Regions from separate parts of the Mus musculus genome. Here region 1 is linked to region 2. A link is a contact called in ENCODE Hi-C or POLR2A ChIA-PET data. All regions are on one chromosome and are shown on one strand. The core of a region is the stretch at or near the end of the contact, and the rest is flanking DNA. Distances in the headings are between cores, read along the strand shown. Region 1 holds the start of Tesmin (testis expressed metallothionein like). Region 2 holds the start of Cpt1a (carnitine palmitoyltransferase 1a, liver).

Region 1 (6,526 bases), core at 3,155-5,654, 66 kb before region 2:
GCCTGACTAACACTGCCAGACCCCATGTGGGTTTGAGCACTCAGCCTTAGCAAGCCCATCAGAGCCAACAGTCCATCACTGATGGAGGGAGTGCCCTGCACACCCAGCAGTTCCAGGGTGTGTGCTGTGGAGACTGTCCGGAGAGCTCAACTAGACAAAAGGACAGAAGTCATCTGAATAGCACCATGAACCTGCTGGAAGAAGAAAAGTAGGTTCCAGGGCAAACGATCACTGGAAGAGACCGGTGGCCTGCACAGCTATATTCAGAGGACCATGTAGCCACGTGAGGCATACACTAAAATGGGAACAGCCTAAAGTGATGCCCAGGCTTTGGGCTCCACAGCCAAGGAAGAGATGGGAGGTGTCACCCTACAGTGTGGAAGGAGTCACAGTCCTTTTCCTATGGCTTCTCAAAGGTCCTGGGAAGCTCTGCCATCAAAACCTGTGAGTCCAAATAAGTCTCAGACACAGATGGGTAGTAGTGTTTGCACCCAAAAGACAGATTTCACAAGGACATTATTTCAAGAGTTTCTGGGGCAGCCTTATCTGGAGTGGCTGAAGGCTCTGCGGCTGTGCTGCTTGTGGAGCCCAAGCTGGGCTGAAGTGCTAATGATTGTCTGCAGAGCACTTCCAGAAGCACACACCACACCACACCTAGGGCTGAGACAGCCCTGAGGCAGCTGTAATCCAAAACAGACTAGACTGCCTGAGGGGTTGAGATAAGGAAAAGACATCACACAAGAACAGTCCCTAGAGGTGGCCATTACACCTTTGCAACCTGAAAGCTGGCAGAAGGTTGGGCCTATGCCCTGAAGCTATAGAAACACAGCCTTGGAGAAACCATCAGTCCAAACTCTAGGGTGGACTGTCCCCACCTCAGTTCCTAACACTCTACACAGATAGCAGACAGCATTATTTATGGTGAACAGCAGGGGCAGGCGGGGATCTTGGACTGGCTGAGTGATGCCTTTTTTTTTTTTTTTTTTTTAACATAGTTACCATGGGGCTGGAGTCTTTCTTCCGAGGGCAGCTGGAGGCCTCCTCTGCCTCCTGGGATGATGGGAACTTGCAACAGGATTCCTGAGCCAGAGGGGCCTGGAAAGCTGCGTCTTCAGGGCTGCCGCCTGGCACACTACCACCTGCTTCTTTGATTTCAACCTGGAAAAGCAGTGGTCACATTAGAGGATACAGACATGGAGTGAAGTGATAGCACGTGGAAGACTGACGTCTAAGTCTGGGGTCAGCAGCGGAGCAAGGATTGCCCTGGCCCTCAGTCAGGAACCATTTTCTCCTTTGAGAAATAAAGCAATCTAGTCATCTGAGCAGCCTCAGGATGGAGAACTCTGAGGACGCCATCAGGTCCAGAATGTGAAGAGGACAAGAGTTGGGAACATACTGAGAGCCTGCATCAAAAAGAAATAAATAGGGCTGGAGAGGTGGCTCAGCGGTTAAGAGCACTGGCTGCTCTTCTGAAGGTCCTGAGTTCAAGTCCCAGCAACCACATGGTGGCTCACAACCATCTGTAATGAGATCTGACACCCTCTTCTGGAGCATCTGAAGACAGCTACAGTATACTTACATATAATAAATCTTTTAGAAAGAAAGAAAGAAAGAAAAAAAGAGAGAGAGGAAGGAAGGAAGGAAGGAAGGAAGGAAGGAAGGAAGGAAGGGAAGGGAAGAAAGAAAGAAAGAGAAAGAAAGAAAGAAAGAAAGAAAGAAAGAAAGAAAGAAAGGAAGAAAGAAAGAAAGAAAGAGGACCAGCAAGATAGCTCAGTAGGTAAGGGCACTTGCTACCAAGCCTGACGAGCCAAGTTTGAACTCAAGAACACACATGGTAGAGAGAGTCAACTGTTGTAGGTTGTCCTCTGACCTCTCCATGTGCACTGTGGAACATGCACCCACACACAGATAAATAAATCCAATTATAAAATAGATAAATGAGACAAAATTGCATTTACTAAGAAGCAATGGGATTTAAAAGTGGAAAGGTCCCAGTGGTTACAAAATTTACATCAGACTTGTGTGATCCAAACCTTAGAAGACAAGAAAGTACAGTTAGGTTTTGAGGAGCAGCCTTATGCAGAATTCAGATTTTACAGAAATGCAGGAAACTTACACTTTTTCTTGCTTGCTGCCTTGGGAACCTGGCAGTAGTTCATTGGAGTCTCACCAAAATGATTTCCCCCTACCCACAAACACACAATTGCTGACTTCAGCAGCAGCAGCAAATATCAGAGCTATTTATACTACAGCAGTAGTACTTTTCTAGACTGAACCTAACTGCATGAAAATGTGTGAGGAGGGTTCCTTCAGAAAGAGCCAGGAGTGCTGGCCTGAGCCTGGGATCCTAACCCTTTTGTGGGAAAGGAGGAGCAGGCATGAAGATCATGTGCAGGTACAGAGTTCAGGACCAGCCTAGGCTACATGAGACTGCCTCACAAAAACAAAAAGGTCTACAAAAGGACCTGGGTTCAGTTCCCAGCACCCACATGGTGGCTCACAACTGGTGGGTGATTTGTTTTGGGGGATCTGCCACCCTCTTCTGGCCTCCTTGAGTACTGCATGCTTACAAGGCATGTAAACAAATTCACACATTAAAAAAACCTTTAAAAAGTGTTTTAAAGTTTTGTCATGCCGGGTGTGGTGGCGCACACCTTTAATCCCAGCACTTGGGAGGCAGAGGCAGGCGGATTTCTGAGTTCGAGGGCGGCCTGGTCTACAGAGTGAGTTCCAGGACAGCCAGTGCTTCAGAGAAACCCTGTCTCGAAACCATCCCCCTCACACACACACACACACACACACACACACACACACACACACAAAGTTTTGTCACCCAATAATTAAACCTCTCTTCCACACTGGCTTATTCCCTTTCCTGTTCTTCTCATAGAGGGGAGAGGAGAGCTAGGAGGCAGAAGGTGCTGAGCCAGCTCCTGTTTAAGGTAAATCAAACTGCTGGCATTTGGAAGCACTGGAAACCAGGAGGAGGCCTCTGCCTGGGAATGAGGCTGAGTTAGAAGGTTCCTGTGGGAAGGCTAGAGTCCCACCTTCTCTGTAAATTGAGCAGGGAACAGGATTTCTGGGTTCTGAGCTCTACTAGCTGTGACTTATTGGTGTACAAAGCCAGGCTCCTGTCATCTCCACAGAGATTTAAAACAACAAAAATTCTATGAAGGCTTACTCTAGACCTGACACACTTGACTGGATGAGGAGCCCAGTTTCCCAAGCAGGGTTCTTTGGGGGCTGACCTGTGCCTGGTTTCCTTTAAAAGGTTGATTCCTTTCTATTGGCAACAGTGAGGTGTTGGGGATGTGGGTTAGTTGGGTTAGTGGACTAGCATAAGGCAGGGTGTGGTCCCAGCATTGTATCAGCCGGGTGTGGTGGGGCTCACCTGTACACCTAGCACTCAGGATGTAGAGGCAGGAGAATCAGAGGTTCTCCTAAGTTATATAGCAATTTCAAGGAATTGCTATATAGCTTAGCAATATGGTTGAGAAGCAGAATTCATCAAAACTCTACATAGGTTTAAAGAACTGTCCCTTATCTTACAGAGGGGGAGATCATCAACTGAAAAAATCCTCAATAATGGAAGTCTTTGGTGTGAAGAAAAAAAAATCTCCCAGCCAATCCCAAACTACCAGGCTGAAAACTATCTGCAGAACACGCAAAAGGCCCTGGGTTCTATCCCTAGCCCTGCTGGGGCGGAGGTGGGTGGAGACACAAGTCCAACAGGCCAGGAACACACACTGTGATGGCAACAGTTATAAGCTCTTCTAGTGTGGCACAGTCATCTGCAGGGGAAAAGGCTGGGCAGGGAGGTGCCACCTCCCTTGTATCCCTTGTGGTGCCTGAGCCTGCTGCCCGGGGCCAGCCCACAGGATAGGCACGCGGAGAGGCGGCGCGACGGTGGCCCCTGCTGGCGCTTACTGGGATCACGCGCACTCCTGCGCTTAGCGGCAACAGCGCGGGCCCGCGAGCACCGGGAAGTAACGACGATAACACGTGCACGCTGTAGGCGGGAGGCGGAGCGGCGTCGTCTGGGCTGCGGAGCTCGGGCAGCCCCGGGAAGTCGCCGAGCAGGGCGGCCGGTACCTCAGCGCCCGGCGGGGGGCTGAGCGCACGCAGCAGCGGCTCCCCTGGCTCGGTGGCGCCCAGGTAGGCGTCGGCCAGAACCGGCAACTCATCCCGATCGGCCGCACCGCCTGCGGGGCTCAGCGCCAGCCCGTCCGCGAACACACGCTCTGACCCGAACAGCTCGGCGCCCAGCTCGTCTTCGGGGCCAGTCATGGCGCCGAGCAGCGCGTCCTCCATGGCCACTGGGACCCGAGAACAGCGACACGACGCGGCCGTCCAGCTCGCCTTGCTTCTGAGAGGCTGGACGACCGTTGACCGTTAGGGAAAGGGGCGGGGCCCGTCTCTGACTGAACGGGGCGGAGCCTGGGCTGCGGTGGGTGGGGCCTCTGCCAAGATGACAGGAGCCTGGGTTGTGGTAGGTGGGTGTCTATGGTGGGCGGGGCCTTGCCATGGAGGTTGGGCTTTGGCTCTTGGTGGGCGGGGCCTGAGCATGATGGATGGGACCTGGGCTGTGGTTGGCCCACAAGGCAGCCTTTCGGTATGCTTGGATGGAGGCTGGAGGGACTGGGTATCAGCCAACCTCTCCTGCACCTAGTGGGGGAAACTGAGGCTCCCAGGTGGTGGTTCTTTCTCTCTTTTTTTAAACTTTGAAAATTTCATTGGTGAGTACTGTATTTACATCATTTTCACCCCTCCTTTTCATCTGTTTTTGTTTTTAAGTCAGAATCTTAGTAGGTAGACTTGGCTGGCTTAGAACTCTTTACGTAGACCAAGCTGGCCTGGAACTCACAGAGCTCCACCTGCCTCTGCCTCCCAAAAATTGGGGTTAAAAACATGACTAATACTCCAGGAAATTTGAAGCAGTGCTAGGTGGGAGGCCCCACCCACCCCTGTTAAGGCCCGCCCTGTCCAGGCAGAGATGGCCCCGCCCCCTTCCCTAACGGTCCAACCTGGGGGGGGGGGGGGCATTACGAAACTGAGTTAATAGGTGCTGGGAAGTGAGTTTGGGTCCTCAGCGAAAAAAAGTGCTATTAACCTGTGAGTCACTTCCAGTACATTTATCTATTATTGCTCAGGCAGTACTGGAGATTGAATCTAGGGCCTCCTACATGCTGGGAACTCTGCCCTTGAACGTGTTACCTTGTCTCAGTCTCAGTAGTTGCAATTAAAATCCTGTGCCATCAGGTTTTGCTTTCAGGGTTTTGTTTATTTACACTTAATGCGTATTTGCATATACATTTGTGGACACACCATGGCATTAATCTGAAGGAAAGGAAAACGTTCCAGAGTCGAGAGTTGTCTCTCCTTCCCTGTGCGGCTTCTGGGATCAAACTCAGGTTGTCAGACTTGGCAGCACACACCTTTACCCACTAAGCTACCTCATCAGCCATTTTAGTTTCTTGTTAGTCTGTTTGAGACAGGGTCTTGTTGCGTGACTCTAGTTGACCTGGTGATCACTATTTAGTCCAGGTTGGCTTCCAACTCATGTTTTACTTATATCTTTTAAAGGTAAGGTCTCATGTGGCCCAGACTTCCTTGAATTTACTATGTAATCAAAGGCAATCTTGAACTTCTCATTTTCCTGCCTCTGCCTACTGAGTGCTAGGATAATAGGTATGCACCACTATCATCAGCTTATTTAGTATGGGAATTAAACCCAGGGCTTCTTGCATGCCAGGCAAGCACTCTGTAAGCTAATCCACATCCCACAGTCGGCAGCAAGAATTCCTTTGCACCTTGCATTCCCATATCGTTGAGAAGGATTCTATACAGTGCTCTGGCGGCTTCTTCCAGTTAAAATGAGGCGAGCCCCGACTCAGTTACATACTATGAAAGTCTCTCACCAACTGTTTAAATGGAAGGTGAGGCTGACATCTTGTCGTGCACCAGACTGTCACAATGGCTCGTATCTCCCTATGCTCTCCTGGGTCTGTGCACACATGTTCCACAGCTGTAATAAGCACACTGCATTAAGGGCTAGCCTGAGAATCCTAGTGCATTCAATCAAAAATTGCCAAGAAAGAATGGTAAGGAGTCTCAGACACCTATCCACCAGATAAACACAGACACTGGTATGTCACCAAGCTGGTCAGAATGAAGCCTGGCACCTCCATGACTGCTGCTGTCCCAGTAGGTTGGCTAAAGCTGCCTCTGTCTTGTTATTCTTGTTGGTCACAGTTCTAACCCATGCCCAGCTGGGCACTTCCTTGTGCCAGCTTCCACTTCCTACATCTGGCTCTTGGGGCTCTTGTTTATTTTTACATTTTTTAAAGATTTATTTTTGCCAGGTGGTGGTGGCGCACCCCTTTAATCCCAGCACTCGGGAGGCAGAAGCAGGCAGATTTCTGAATTAGAGGCCAGCTTGGTCTACAGAGTGAGTTCCAGGACAGCCAGGACTATACAGAGAAACCCTGTCTCGAAAAACCAAAAAAAAAAAAAAATTTTATGTGAA
Region 2 (6,552 bases), core at 3,800-6,299:
CAAGGAAACCCTAAAAGAAGAGAGGTGGGTGTGGACGTGGTCACTGCAGAGAGCATGTGGCCTGGATGGGGACAGAGATGTCAGGCAAGTCATCCCAGAGCCACGTACCATGGAAGCACACTGAGCTAGGGGCCCAACCACTTCCTCTAAGCCCTCCCTCTCGGGCATTAATTTCTAGGGGTGTAGCCAGTGAAACTTCCAAAAGGCCCTCACCCCCTTAATATCAGTAGGCTGGTTCAGTCCAGCGGAGAAAGGGCGCCCCAAACCTGTCCTTCCTTCAGCAATGATTTGCAGGCCTGCATAGGGTCAGGGAGACTGAGGAAGACAAATTCTAGTGGGACTTAAGAAACAGAAGTGAGACTCAGCTCCTTGGACCACACATGGAGGAGGAGGAGACAGAAAGAGTATAGATGACCTTTGTTTTCCTAAGTGCCACAGCCAGTGCACAACTCCAGTGCACAGCACCAGTGCATTCACACCAGTGCACAGCACCAGTGCATTCACACCAGTGCATTCACACCAGTGCACAGCACCAGTGCACAGCACCAGTGCATTCACACCAGTGCATTCACACCAGTGCACAGCACCAGTGCATTCACACCAGTGCACAGCACCAGTGCACAGCACCAGTGCATTCACACCAGTGCACAGCACCAGTGCATTCACACCAGTGCATTCACACCAGTGCACAGCACCAGTGCACAGCACCAGTGCATTCACACCAGTGCATTCACACCAGTGCACAGCACCAGTGCATTCACACCAGTGCACAGCACCAGTGCACAGCACCAGTGCATTTACACCAGTGCACAGCACCAGTGCACAGCACCAGTACATTTACACCAGTGCACAGCACCAGTGCACAGCACCAGTGCATTCACACCAGTGCATTCACACCAGTGCACAGCACCAGTGCATTTACACCAGTGCACAGCACCAGTGCACAGCACCAGTGCATTCACACCAGTGCACAACTCCAGTGCACAGCACCAGTGCATTCACACCAGTGCACAGCACCAGTGCACAGCACCAGTGCATTCACACCAGTGCACAACTCCAGTGCACAGCACCAGTGCATTCGCACCAGTGCATTCACACCAGTGCACAGCACCAGTGCATTCACACCAGTGCACAGCACCAGTGCACAGCACCAGTGCATTCACACCAGTGCACAGCACCAGTGCATAACTCCAATATATATCACCAGTGCATTAATACCAGTGCATACAGTATTTTGTCTTGTTTTTGAGACAGGTCTTATGTAGTCCATGCTAGCCCTAAACCAGGTACATCACTGATGCTGATCTTGAACTACTAATTTTGTCTCCACCTACTAAGGACTGGGATTATAGGCATGGACAACCCAGCCTAATCCGGTCTTTGCTGGGTTTGGTTTGGTTAATTTTGTTTTTTGAGTCAAGGTCTCACTATGGAGTCACGGAATCCTGCCTCAGCACCATCCCCCAAACCCTAGGATTATAAGTGTTTTGTACCACACCAAGCTTCTCTTACATTTCTACCTAAATGGTCGGTGTGCAACACTCCTCAGAGGCAAGGTCAGTAGCCATCCTATTTCCCAACCTTCTAAAGTGGCAGTTACCCAGGTGTCGGGGCGCGAAACGGGCAGTGTGCCTGCTGCTATTAACTTCCGAAAAACATTCCTGAAGGTCAGAACAACTCGCACAAAAAGGGCAAAGGGTGGGCACTTCTCAGAACCAGGCTGCCACGTTACCTCAACAGAGCAAAGCTGGCCTTAGCCCAGGGCCTGTGGGGACCCAATGTCCGCCTCAATATTTGCACGGGGTTCAAGGTGAAGAGTACAAAAGGCAACAGATATTTGAAATCAACAAGGAGAACTCACTCCTTGTGTTAGGTAAGAGATTAAAAAAATAAACAAACTTTGCAGTCTAGGTTTGGTTTAGAGACAAGTTCTTGTGTATCCCACACAGGACTCCAACTCACGGATGGTGGTAGCTGGCCTTAAGTCCGGCTCTCCTCTGTCCACCTCCGAAGAGCTAGATGGTACAGGTACACACCATCACAGTCCTGAATGAACTGCTCACAGTGGTGGCCTTTGCAGTAACTACTGAGTAAGTAGGTGACTGCATCGCACCCCATTTTTGCCTTTCTAATTTTGCACAATATGCTTGTATTGCTTTTTACTTAAAACAAAACCATGTATCTTATTTATTTATGGTGGCGGTTGAGTGCACACTATAGCACGGTGTGCAGAAGTCGGGATCATTTTCACCCTTCGAGTTAGGGTAGTCAGGCTTGGCAGCAGGCTTATTTTCCAAACAACAAAAATTCTTGCACTAAGAGCTTAAATTGGCATTAATTCAAGTGTGCAGTAATCCTTTTTAAGCCTACTAGGCGCGCCACCGCCACCGGCTTAAAACCCCACCTCCCTTTTTCTTCTTTCCCGAGCTGAGGATGGATCTTTGCCTATTCCCAGGCTGTCCCTTAACTCCCAGATTCGAGCGACTCTCCCTCCTTCAGGGGACTGTCCAGTCTGCTAAACACACTTTAAAATTATCCACCTTGGACTACCATTTTATTCTAAACTAGTTCAAATGCAGACTTCCACCAGCTTTAAGACTCGGGCCTACCGGTAAATATCTATGAAGAGTGACTGAAGAGTGACTAAACATATTTTCTAACCAAAAAAAAAAAAAAACCTTCAAACGGTCAAAGTACAGGAAAGTCGCGTGGCTCTAGCCGCCTGCAGATCCAGACTGCAAGTTCAAGGCGCTGGGGAAGGGAAGGGCACTAACAACAGCGGCTTCCCGCCCCGCCCCTTCCCCTACCCAGCCGGGTCACGTGACGGCTGAGAAAAGTAGGGGAAAGGTTACGGGTGCCCCGCCCCCGTGCTGGCGCGTCCGGGGCGCTCGGATCCTGTTCCACCGGCCGAGCCCACGCAGGCCTTCCGGAGCGACGCGTCGCCGCTGCCATCCCGGAGTCACCGATCCGCTTTGTCCGAGGACAGCTGTCGCATACAACAAAACAGCCAGCCGGCACCGTGCCTCGAAGGGTTTCGCTGCGAAACCCAAGGGGAAAATAAAGTAAAAATTGCAGCGCTTTTATGAATGGGCAAAATGGGCAAGAGGAATCAGGGTTGGCTAAACCCCGGCCAGCGCCCCAAACTCCCGAGAGAATCAGGCCTGCCGGTTTCGTGACCACTGGGTCAGGGCCAAGCGCAGCGGCGGCGGAAGGGAGGCGTTCCACCCCTCATCTGCAGTCAGGTGGCTTTCTAGCTCAAACTCGAAAGGTTTTGTCTTGTGCAGGAAGCCGCTTCGGCCACTTTTGATACAAAACCTAACCGGAGCTTGATTCCAAAGACGGTTAAGGAGTTCAAAGCCGGGCGTGGTGGTGCTCGCCTATAATCACCGCACTTATGGGTGGGTGCAGGAAGGAGATCGGGGGTTCAAAACCAACCTTGGGTACAGAGCAGGCTGGAGGGCAGCCTGTGTTACATGAGATCCTATCTCATTTTTTAAAAGTAAATAAATAGATAAAAGAGAAAATTCAAGTGTAAGGTTAAGTCTAGCGAGGCTTTAGTTAAGAAAAGCAATAATTTACATGACAAAAGAGCTCCGGGTGCTGCAGCAAAACCAGTCTAGCCCAGGACTCTGAATGCGGACGCTGCCCAGACCTACCTACTACTCTGCACTGCCCCGGAGCAAGCACTGTCCTCCCCACACCACAGTCCTCTGCTTTAGGTCCTCACTGAGTCCTGAGTCGACCGACTAGGAAGGGGGTGGTGGTGATGTATGCTTGCTGGCACAAATAAAAGGCCAAAGCTGTGTTTTAGTCATTTGGCTTGTGGTTTTGACAGTGATAAACACGCTTGAATATCAGGAATGACCAGAAACCAGACGCCTGTGCAACAAAATGCTGTAACTAAATACGCGTTCCGAAAGGCTTCTAAACTCACTTTCATTTTATTTGCGAACTTCCAAAGTTAGCAGTTTCCGACTAAAATCTGTTTTTGGACAACTATTTAAATGCACGGAACGAGAGTCGGCCCAGAGCTGAGAGTACTGAGCTTGATTGTATGTAGCCTGGTTCACACTAGGAACTTTTTAACTCCTTAAAAACTTGAGCGTTCATCTGTGTTCTGTGACATCAACGAAAACCAGACCCGATTCACAATAAGATGAAGAAAAACGAAGGGTACCCGCTGTTACCGCACAGCCTGGTTGCCCAGACCGTGCTGTCCGGCTGTCCCAGGCCAAGTTCGCTCAGGCCAGGTCACGTGACGCCCCCACCCTCCCGGGCTCTGGTCCCGGCGCGACCTTGGGCAGTCTCTGACACCCACCTGCCCTTGAACCCCGGGCAAAACCGCGGTGAGGGGTGCAAAACACTTAAGTCTCTGCGCCAAGGGTGTGTCCCGAAGGCTATACTGCAGGGACCCGCACGAAGAGAGGGCACCGGCCACCTGCCAAGTCCCCTGTGCGAGCATCCTTCCTACTGCCGAGCCCGACCCTCACGGACCCCGAGAACCAATCCACCTGCAGAGTAGCGGGTGGAAAGAGCCTGGAGAACGCTCGGCGTCCACACTGGCCCCAAGCCACCCGCGGAGTGGGGAGTGAGCAGGGGTCAGAAAGGGAGTTGACACTCCTACTGGTCAGGGACCAAGGAGTCACGCCTAATCATAAGCATCTTTCACAGAGCAATGAAGACCCCAAACCCACGCGGTGAGTGAATCCACCGTGGGGCGGGACACCACGAGCCGAGGTCCCACGCGTCCCGAGTGGAGGCATTTTGCCCAGTCTGGGGACCAAGCATCTTTCCTCCCGTCCCGGGATCCCCCAGATCCGTCACTGCGCGGGGGAGGGAGTGCCCTCTGCTTCTCCAATGCGCGGCTCACGCGTACCCTACGGGCACAGTCTGGGTCTCCCTCCACACTCTTAAGAATGACACCCGCGCGCCCAGCCCAGGGCGGTGCCGCAGCGCTGCCCTCGCGGTGTCTTACCGAGTCTGCAGACGGCGGCGGCGGAATGAGCGAGCGGAGTCCGGGCCGGGGCGGGCGAGGCCAGGCTCACCGACGCGCGCCGCGGGTGATTGGCTGAGCCCAGCTGGGCTGCAGCGCGGGCAGGACGGGGCGGGGCCTGGACGGGGCGGGGCTGCGGGGAGGAGGTCAGTAAGGAAACTGAGGCTAAGTCCCGAGCTTGCCAACGGCAGACCTAGGACAACATTCCTTACCCTGAGAGCCTCAGTTTCTTCATATACAAAAGGGACCAACTCATTAAAGCCATGTCCAAAACAGCTCTTTGCACCATACTTGGCTTACACTCGCGGTTTACACTAATCCGCCCGTAAACTTCTCTGCAACCCTGCGGGAGTTATGCTGATTTTGCTCCAGACTTTTGGTTTGTTTGGTTGTTTGGTTGATTATTTTTTTTTTTAAAAAAGGGGAGTGGGACGCTTGGGGTGGTGTTGGGAAGAACGGCTTGTCTAACATCAGAGAATGAAGAAGTAAGCTCAGGTTCCAAGTTTGAGAACAGATGTTTGACATCCGGGGGCAGGTTGGCGCCAGAGGCCAACACACTCATAGTCTCCCTGGGATAAAATCGTCAGGGGGCGGGGGAACCCTCATCTGCGGAACAATTAGGGTGTGTGGGTAGCTCACAATGCCGTGCATTCCTTGCCTGTGTAAGGTCCTGGATTCAAGTCTCTGCGCCCAAAAGCAACGGAATCGAAGTACTCTTTGAACGCTGAGAACGAATAGGTGTCAATAGGGGAGTGATTGGAACCTCGGACAGAGTGGCTTCTGGAGGGGGATCGCTGGCAGCACACGGGGAACGAAGGTTGCAGGGTGAGTTGTGAACAGGGTGTAGAGAAGTCGGGCCAGACATGGCAAAGCACTCTACCCGCCAGATGGGGCGCCCTCCCAGGCTGCAGCTCCAGGCCCTGCGTGTAGCAAGCTCTCCATAAATGCGCTGAAGAAGGAAGAGTCGCAGCTCTGAGGTCAAGCACGCCTGGTCATGGAAGAGCCCTGTTTGCCTCCATCTTTCTCTGCCTTGCCGTGGAAGGGTTCCATAGAGAAAATGAAAGTTCCCCTTGATCCCGCCCCCAACTGTAGTTAACTGTTGCTGTATCTCATCTCCCCCTACACCTCTATTATTTAAAAGGACAGGCGATTGTTGGGTGTAACTTTGAGATTTTTAGTTTATGTGAAGGGACTCATAGAGAATCGGGGTCTTTCACTTGCCTTCATTGTTCTGACACACCCAAACGCCTTCCATCTTCTTAAGCATCCTTATCTGAGCACCTGTTCCTGAGCGTGGAAGCAGAGACCAGTGTGACATGTGGCTGGCACTGCAGAGGTGCTATCTGGAAACACTTTCTGCTGTCCCCCGGGCCTCATCGGCCTCGATGGCTCTAGTGTCACCTCTTGCTGCCCCCTACTTAAGGCTCCTTTTAAGTCCTGGACTGTTGGACTCACCTTAAATGCCCTTCCTTCTCTCCCTAGAACCCCAGTCCTAACCGGTCCCCTCCCCAAGGACACTTCCTCTTTTCTTGGCGTCCTGCTTTGCGTCCCTCTGGATT

Evidence for each region. A loop is a pair of places that touch in the nucleus more often than their neighbours do. ChIA-PET counts read pairs that join two places held with the same protein, here RNA polymerase II (POLR2A).
Region 1: a loop to region 2 is called in a map of v-Abl transformed pro-B cells, with 3 times the contacts of the local background. The contact joins the promoter of Tesmin here to the promoter of Cpt1a in region 2. A Hi-C loop is called at or near these places in 3 of 37 maps with a recorded cell type or tissue (T-helper 2 cell, adrenal gland and v-Abl transformed pro-B cells). POLR2A ChIA-PET finds 5 or more read pairs at or near these places in 3 of 5 experiments (Patski and embryonic stem cell).

Annotation. Positions count from the first base shown.
Region 1 is chr19:3,386,735-3,393,260 of GRCm38, reverse strand. Tesmin (testis expressed metallothionein like) reads right to left here and starts at 4,404. Exons shown (of 9, transcript NM_001039657.2): 1 at 3,928-4,404; 2 at 1,000-1,158. The coding sequence starts at 4,311.
Region 2 is chr19:3,321,798-3,328,349 of GRCm38, reverse strand. It overlaps Cpt1a (carnitine palmitoyltransferase 1a, liver), which reads right to left and starts at 5,049. Exons shown (of 19, transcript NM_013495.2): 1 at 4,976-5,049.